2 separate regions of the Homo sapiens genome follow, and region 1 is linked to region 2. Evidence: chromatin contacts called from ENCODE Hi-C or POLR2A ChIA-PET data. All regions are on one chromosome and are shown on one strand. The core of a region is the stretch at or near the end of the contact, and the rest is flanking DNA. Distances in the headings are between cores, read along the strand shown.

Evidence for each region. A loop is a pair of places that touch in the nucleus more often than their neighbours do. ChIA-PET counts read pairs that join two places held with the same protein, here RNA polymerase II (POLR2A). Pooled maps may share reads with other maps.
Region 1: POLR2A ChIA-PET joins it to region 2 with 10 read pairs in HepG2. The contact joins the promoter of TRAPPC3 here to the enhancer-like site in region 2. A Hi-C loop is called at or near these places in 1 of 168 maps with a recorded cell type or tissue (PC-9) and 4 of 50 pooled maps. POLR2A ChIA-PET finds 5 or more read pairs at or near these places in 15 of 52 experiments (A549, A673, AG04450 and 12 more).

Annotation. Positions count from the first base shown.
Region 1 is chr1:36,147,846-36,150,832 of GRCh38, reverse strand. TRAPPC3 (trafficking protein particle complex subunit 3) reads left to right here and starts at 1,347. Exons shown (of 5, transcript NM_014408.5): 1 at 1,347-1,496. The coding sequence starts at 1,455. RefSeq lists enhancers at 794-1,453, 1,584-1,663, 1,017-1,677.
Region 2 is chr1:36,267,541-36,270,866 of GRCh38, reverse strand. All of the region lies in intron 2 of THRAP3 (thyroid hormone receptor associated protein 3), which reads right to left. Among named protein-coding and RNA genes, the nearest start is that of SH3D21, 37 kb to the left of the region's middle. RefSeq lists an enhancer at 1,165-1,459. Within about 2 kb of position 1,909, at least 4 of the 41 ENCODE cell types and tissues checked have a DNase peak (open chromatin) inside an H3K27ac peak, as active enhancers do.

The sequences.
Region 1 (2,987 bases), core at 98-2,597, 120 kb after region 2:
GGCTAGTTGACTCCTGCTTTCCTCCCCCAACCCCAACCAACCCTCAAGTTCCTTCCCAGAGCCCTCGGCCCTTGGCTCCCTCCCCTGTGGCATTACACAGGATGGAGAGTGAGGGGTCACTGCCTCTAGGGAGGAAACAGAATGTCTGGGGAAAAGGGTATAATAATGATTGGTCCTGCACCCTGAGGGAGGGACTGGGGGAACCCTGGGCACCAGCTTGCAGCCTCAGCGGCCCCCCAGCCCTCCCTAGCCTGGCTGGCTCGTGTCTGGACAGGCTGGTTGTCATGGTGAGGGCTAGGGGCCAGAATGCAGCTGCTACAGTCAGGCTACCAGGCCTAAGTGAACAGAGAGTGCTCAGGGACCCCCCAGCCCAGCTTCCTCAGAGTTGACCAGCTGAGAGACCGCGGGAGCTGAAACCAAAGAGCTGTGGTCAGGGACTATAGACTTCCCCTTGGTGATGGGTGAGAGTTCAGCCAGCACATTCCCTTCGTGTTTCTGGTGCCTGTTTGTTGGCTTGTTTTTGGAGGGTGGCTGGAAGGGAATACACGTTTCTTTTATGCCTTTTATGCGCCCAAGTGCTGGGCATGCGTGGCTCACCAGTCTTTACAACAACTGAGAGAGATTTAGCAACTTGCCTAAAATGGCAAAGCTGGGATTAGAACTCAGAACTGACGGCCACGACAGTTAGTGATCTTTGTTTTCTGGGAACCAGGCAGTGTAGCTGTTCTAGGGGGAGGGAGGGGGAGAAAGTGACTTGAACTTTACCTAAAAGACTGGATATTCCATCACGAGGCCACAGGTGGTAGAAGGCAGGTGCTGGCATCATTTGGGGTTTGGCAGTCTGAAGAGAAAGACACTAGCGAAATGCTTGGCACATAGTAGGTCATTAAATATTTTTCTAATGAAGAAGCCAATTCTGTGTGAGTCATTGCTAGTTTTCTGGGACATCTTGGGAGCTTCTGGAGCTGAATCGCAACAGCGGAAGACGCTAGCTCGAAAGAGGGACTTTCCAAGACCAACCCCGGCGAGAGAGGAATTTGTGGAGCATCATCTCTGAGCCGGGCGCGGGGGGAGGGGGACAAGGAGGAAGCGTGTGTGTGACCCAGGATTACCGAAGGCTGCGGACGCCACCCAGCGGCCAGGATGCTGCCCAGCGCAAGCTGGGCTCTACCAGGCAGGCGCGCGCGGAGCACTCCGGGAGTTGTAGTTGACTGTGTTAAGAGGCGGTGCTGCCAAAGGGGCTGTTGGGTGTTGTAGTCTGACGTTTGTTGGGCGGGAGTTGCCCACGTCGGCCGGACCACTAGTCCCGTGGTGCCCCGCGGGAGGCCGCGCAGGCGCAGTGAGTCAGTGCCGGTCGGTCTTGTGGGCTGAGGGGCAGCGGCTTAGGCTCCGGCGTCTGCAGGGGTCGCCGAGCTAACCCGTGGCTAGGCGAGTGGGGCGGGGCGGCCGGCACCATGTCGAGGCAGGCGAACCGTGGCACCGAGAGCAAGAAAATGGTAACTTGGAGCGCGTGACCTCGGCGGGCGGGGCGAAATTGAGGCGTACAGGGAAGGGGCCCGGCGCCGAGCGCGAGGTGCGTTTGGAAAAGGGCCTTCCTGTGAGCTCTGGCAAGGGGAAGCCTCTTGCTGGGTCACTCCGGGGGCGTTCCAGGCAGGTGAGGGGACCGTCGGAGAAGTTCCCCGGAGGAGACCCCGCCCCCAAGGCCTGAGTGCAGCTCTGTGCTAAGCCAACAACAACGACGGTAATAAATACCAATAACTGCCACTTAACTTCTCTCTTACTATGTGTTGGGCACCGGGCCACGCACGTTACAGCATCTCAGTTAATCTGCAGAGTAGCCCCTATCAGATGGATAACATTGCCGTTTTACAGCTTGGAGAGCTTACGTAATTTGCCCATATTTACACCTGGGAAGTTAGGATTTGGACCCGTGTTTAACTCCAAAGCTAATGCTAGGAGCTGACTGTTAGGCTTTACTCTTAGGCTACAGTGTCTCGTACTGTGGCGTGGGTATTGTGAGAGATGTTCAGATACTGGTCGTGCCAGAAAGGAACGTTTTATTCAATGGAATAAGAGATGGGCCAGAGTAAGCAGTGAGTGGTGCCCCTCTAATGGAGTGGGTGGCTCCCTTCTTTCCCAGGGAATAGTTTGGACACCATATGGTCCTATAAAGTTGGACTAGGGGCTGGGGCTGCAGACTTAGGTCATTTTTCTTTCGTTCTTCCCTCCCTCCCCCCGCCCCCAGACGAAATCTCTGTCACCCGGGGTGGAGTGCAGTGGCACTAACTTGGCTCACTGCAACCTCTGCCTCCCAGGTTCAAGCAGTTCTTCTGCCTCAGCCTCCCGAGTAGCTGGGATTACAGGTGTCCACCACCACGCCTGGCTGATTTTTGTATTTTTAGTAGAGATGGGGTTTCACCATGTTGGCCAGGCTGGTCTCGAACTCCTGACCTCAGGTGATCCGCCTGTCTCGGCCTCCCAAAGTGCTGGGATTACAGGCGTGAGCCACTGCGCCTGACCAATTTTTGTATTTTTAGTAGAGACGGGGTTTCACCATGTTGGCCAGCCTGGTCTCGAACTCGTGGCCTTAAGTGATCTGCCTGTTCAGGCTCCCAAAGTGCTGGGATTACAGGGGTGAGCCACCACACCCGGCCAAAAGACGAGAATATTTTGTTAGGAAACAATGTCAGGTAAGGGGAAACACATGGACCTTGGTTGGAATTCTGACTTACTTGATTGATCTTCAATTTCTTTATCTATAAAATGGGGATAGTAATGTCTACCTAATATTAAATGGGATGGTGTAAAATGTGAGGGGCATGGTAAATGTTTCTTTCTCCTTTTCCTATGAGATGAGTAGAGGTCTTCCTGGTTAGTTTTTGTACTTTGCTCTCATTTTATCCATTTTTTAAGCCTGAAATCAATATTGAAATCTTTAACAAAAATCTGCAGACTCTACCCCCAGCCCCCAGTATTCTTCGTTTCAG
Region 2 (3,326 bases), core at 660-3,159:
GGCTCACACCTGTAATAATCTCAGCACTTTGGGAGTCCGAGGCAGGCGGATCACCTGAGGTCGGGAGTCGGAGACCGGCCTGACCAACGTGGAGAAACCTCATCTCTACTAAAAATACAAAATTCGCTAGGCGTGGTGGGGCATGCCTGTAATCCCAGCTACTCAGGAGGCTAAGGCAGGAGAATCACTTGAGCCCAGGAGGCAGAGGTTGCAGTGAGCCAAGATTGCGCCACTGCACTCCAGCCTGGGCAACAAGAGCGAAACTCCGTCTCAAAAAAAAAAAAAAAAACAAAAACCTAAACAAATAGAACTGTATTTTTAATTATTTAGAGTCCATGTCCATTTTGGAAATCTTCTCACAGTAAATCTACTTTGCCTTTTTATGACTTTAAAGAAGGTTTAAAAGGGCCTGTCTTATAGCTGCGAGAGCAGGCATGCGTGCGTGTGCGTGTGCCTGTGTGCGTGTGTGTGTGTGTCAGGGTCTCACTCTGTTGTTTCAGACTGGAGTGCAGTGGCTCGATTATAGCTCACTGCAGCCTCAACCTCCCTGGCTGGCTCAACCGATCCTCCCACCTCAGCCTCCTGAGTAGCTGGGACTACCGGCATGTGCCACTACAGCTGGCTAACTTTTCGTATTTTTTGTAGAGACAAGGTCTCGCCATGTTGCCCAAGCTGGTTTCAAACTCCTGGGTTCAAGGAGTCCTCCCTCCTCAGCCTTCCAAAGTGCTGGGATTACAGGCATGAGCCAATGTGCCCAGCCTGTTTATTTTATTATAGAAGTATTGATTCAAACATACACAAAAGTAGAAAGAACAGTATAGGGAACCCAAGTGTTTCCATCATCCAGCTTCAAACATTATCAATACTCTGCAGGCAGACTGTATTCTTGGTCAAAATCCGAACAAGTGTGGATAGATAAAGCCAGTTTCTGCAGCTCCTTTTGTGTATTTTCCTCCTTAAAAAAGACTTTATTTAAAAAAAGAGACATGCAGCTGTAAACAGTGGCTCACACCTGTAATCCCAGCACTTTGGGAGGTTGAGGGGTAGGACTGCTTGAGCCCAGGATGTCGAATCAGCCTGGGCAACATAGTGAGACCCTGTCTCTACAGAAGATTTAAAAAAAAAAAAATTAGCTGGGCATGATGGTGAGCTCCTGCAGTCCCAGCTACTTGGGAGGCTGAGGTAAGAGGATGGCTTGGGCCCAGGTCCAGGCTGCAGTGAGCAATGATTGCTCCACTGCACAACAGCCTGGGTTATGTGCTTTTCCACGTGTGTGCTCTGCAAATACATCTAAAAAGAGAATCAGTTACAGCAAATAACATTCTAACTCAAACTCAAACACATCTAAAGTAAACTCCAAAGTACAACCTTAAACTCTCCCCCAATTACAGGACATGAAGTAGTCCAAAATGTCATTCCCAGTGGAGGCTCTTCCATCAACTTGTTTTTAGACATGAGAATACTTCATAACCACTGAGAAAAGTATCACGAGAGGGGAGAAAATACATAGTAAGCTACTTTTTTTCATTAGCAACCCCAAAAGGCTGCAGCTTCTAACTCTATGGTGTCCGAAATCCACTGTAAAAAAAAGTGAGCTCGCTTCAACTGTTTGTTTGGCATCTGCAGAACCAGTGGAACCAGCCTGGCAAATTTCACCATCACCACCAACAAAAATCAGCAAAAACACTCCTGTGTGTTCAGAAATTGGAGGGTTAAGGGATGCCAGTAAAGTCCATGCCCTCAGGAAAAACAATACTTGGTCCTTAGCTCTTGTCAAGGTAACTGCCAAGACAAAATACCCAATTCTGTGTATTGTTTTCTCCAGATTAAAAAACTAACTCGGCTGGGCGCGGTGGCTCATACCTGTAATCCCAGCACTTTCAGAGGCCGAGGCAGGTGGATCACCTGAGGCCAGGAGTTTGAGGCCAGCCTGGCCAACATGGTGAAACCCCATCTCTACTAAAAATAGAAAAATTAGCTGGGCGTGGTGGCGGGCGCCTGTAGTCACAGCTACTCGGGAGGCTGAGGCAGGAGAATCGCTTGAACCTGGGAGGTGGAGCTTGCAGTGAGCTGAGAATGTGCCACTGCACTCCAGCCTGGGTGACAGATAGAGCGAGACTCCGTCTCAAAAAAAAAAAAAAAATTAACTCATATTGGACACATGGATTACTTTTCTAAGTAGTCATTAAGAAGTTTCTCTCCTGGGCACAGTGGTTTGTGTCTATGGTCCCTCGTACTATGGAAGCTGAGACAGGAGTATCGCTTGAGCCCAGAAGTTCAAGGCTGCAGGTGAGCTACCACTGTGTCGTTGCACTCCAGCCTGGAGGACACAGCAAGGTGGGTCTATCCTTAAAAACAAAACAGTTTCCCCCAAAATAACCTCTGAAGTACTTTAAAGTACAGCAATTAAGGAATGGCAAGCCTGGTGTAACACTGCCAATGTAACAAATACTGGACCGGCTCTTATCCATGGAGGTTCAATTCCAAGCCCTCCAAAATGTCCAAAATGTCAATCTCTGTTCTTCCTTTTCTAGTCTAGTATTTCTTTGGATGATAAAAAACACACTGAGTCATCTGATTCTCAGAAAATTCATACTAAACTGCACAGAAAAAAAAAAATGATGCTGACCTTTTTTCTGTCACCTTCAGTGCAAGAAAAAGGGTAATTCCTTTCTTTTTTTTTTTGAGACAGAGTCTCGCACTGTTGCCCAGGCTGGAGTACAGTGGCACATGATCTCGGCTCACTACAATCTTCACCTCTTGGGTTCAAGTGATTCTCCTGCCTCAGCCTCCCGAGTAGCTGGGATTACAGCTGCGTGCTACCACACCCAACTAATTCTTGTATTGTCAGTAGAGATGGGGTTTCACCATATTGGCCAGGCTGGTCTTGAACTCCTGGCCTCAAGTGATCCATCTGCCTCGGCCTCCCAAAGTACTAGGATTACAGGCGTGAGTCACCGTGCCCGGCCTAGGGTAATTCCTTTCTAAAAGTACTGCTATTCACTTTGGATGTTTTGGATTCCCAGTTGTAAAACAGACCTTTTCTAACAGAACTCAGTCTCCGAAAGCCCCCGGATGCCCCGTATTCTGTGAGTGGGTGCGGGGAATATGGGCTCCCGTCTATCCAGCAGGGAGCCCATCCTACCTCTTCTTGACTTACCTCCTTTCAAGCCCTAGTATCAGTTAACAAATAACAAAAGAATCTGCTCTGGCCTCCTGTTTGACTATTACTAATTGCTTTCTTCCCTCTTTCTTCTCCCCACAAAGTATCAATACCCCTGGAATTGGGTGGAACTGATCTCACTACACTAGTAGGTAAGAAGCTG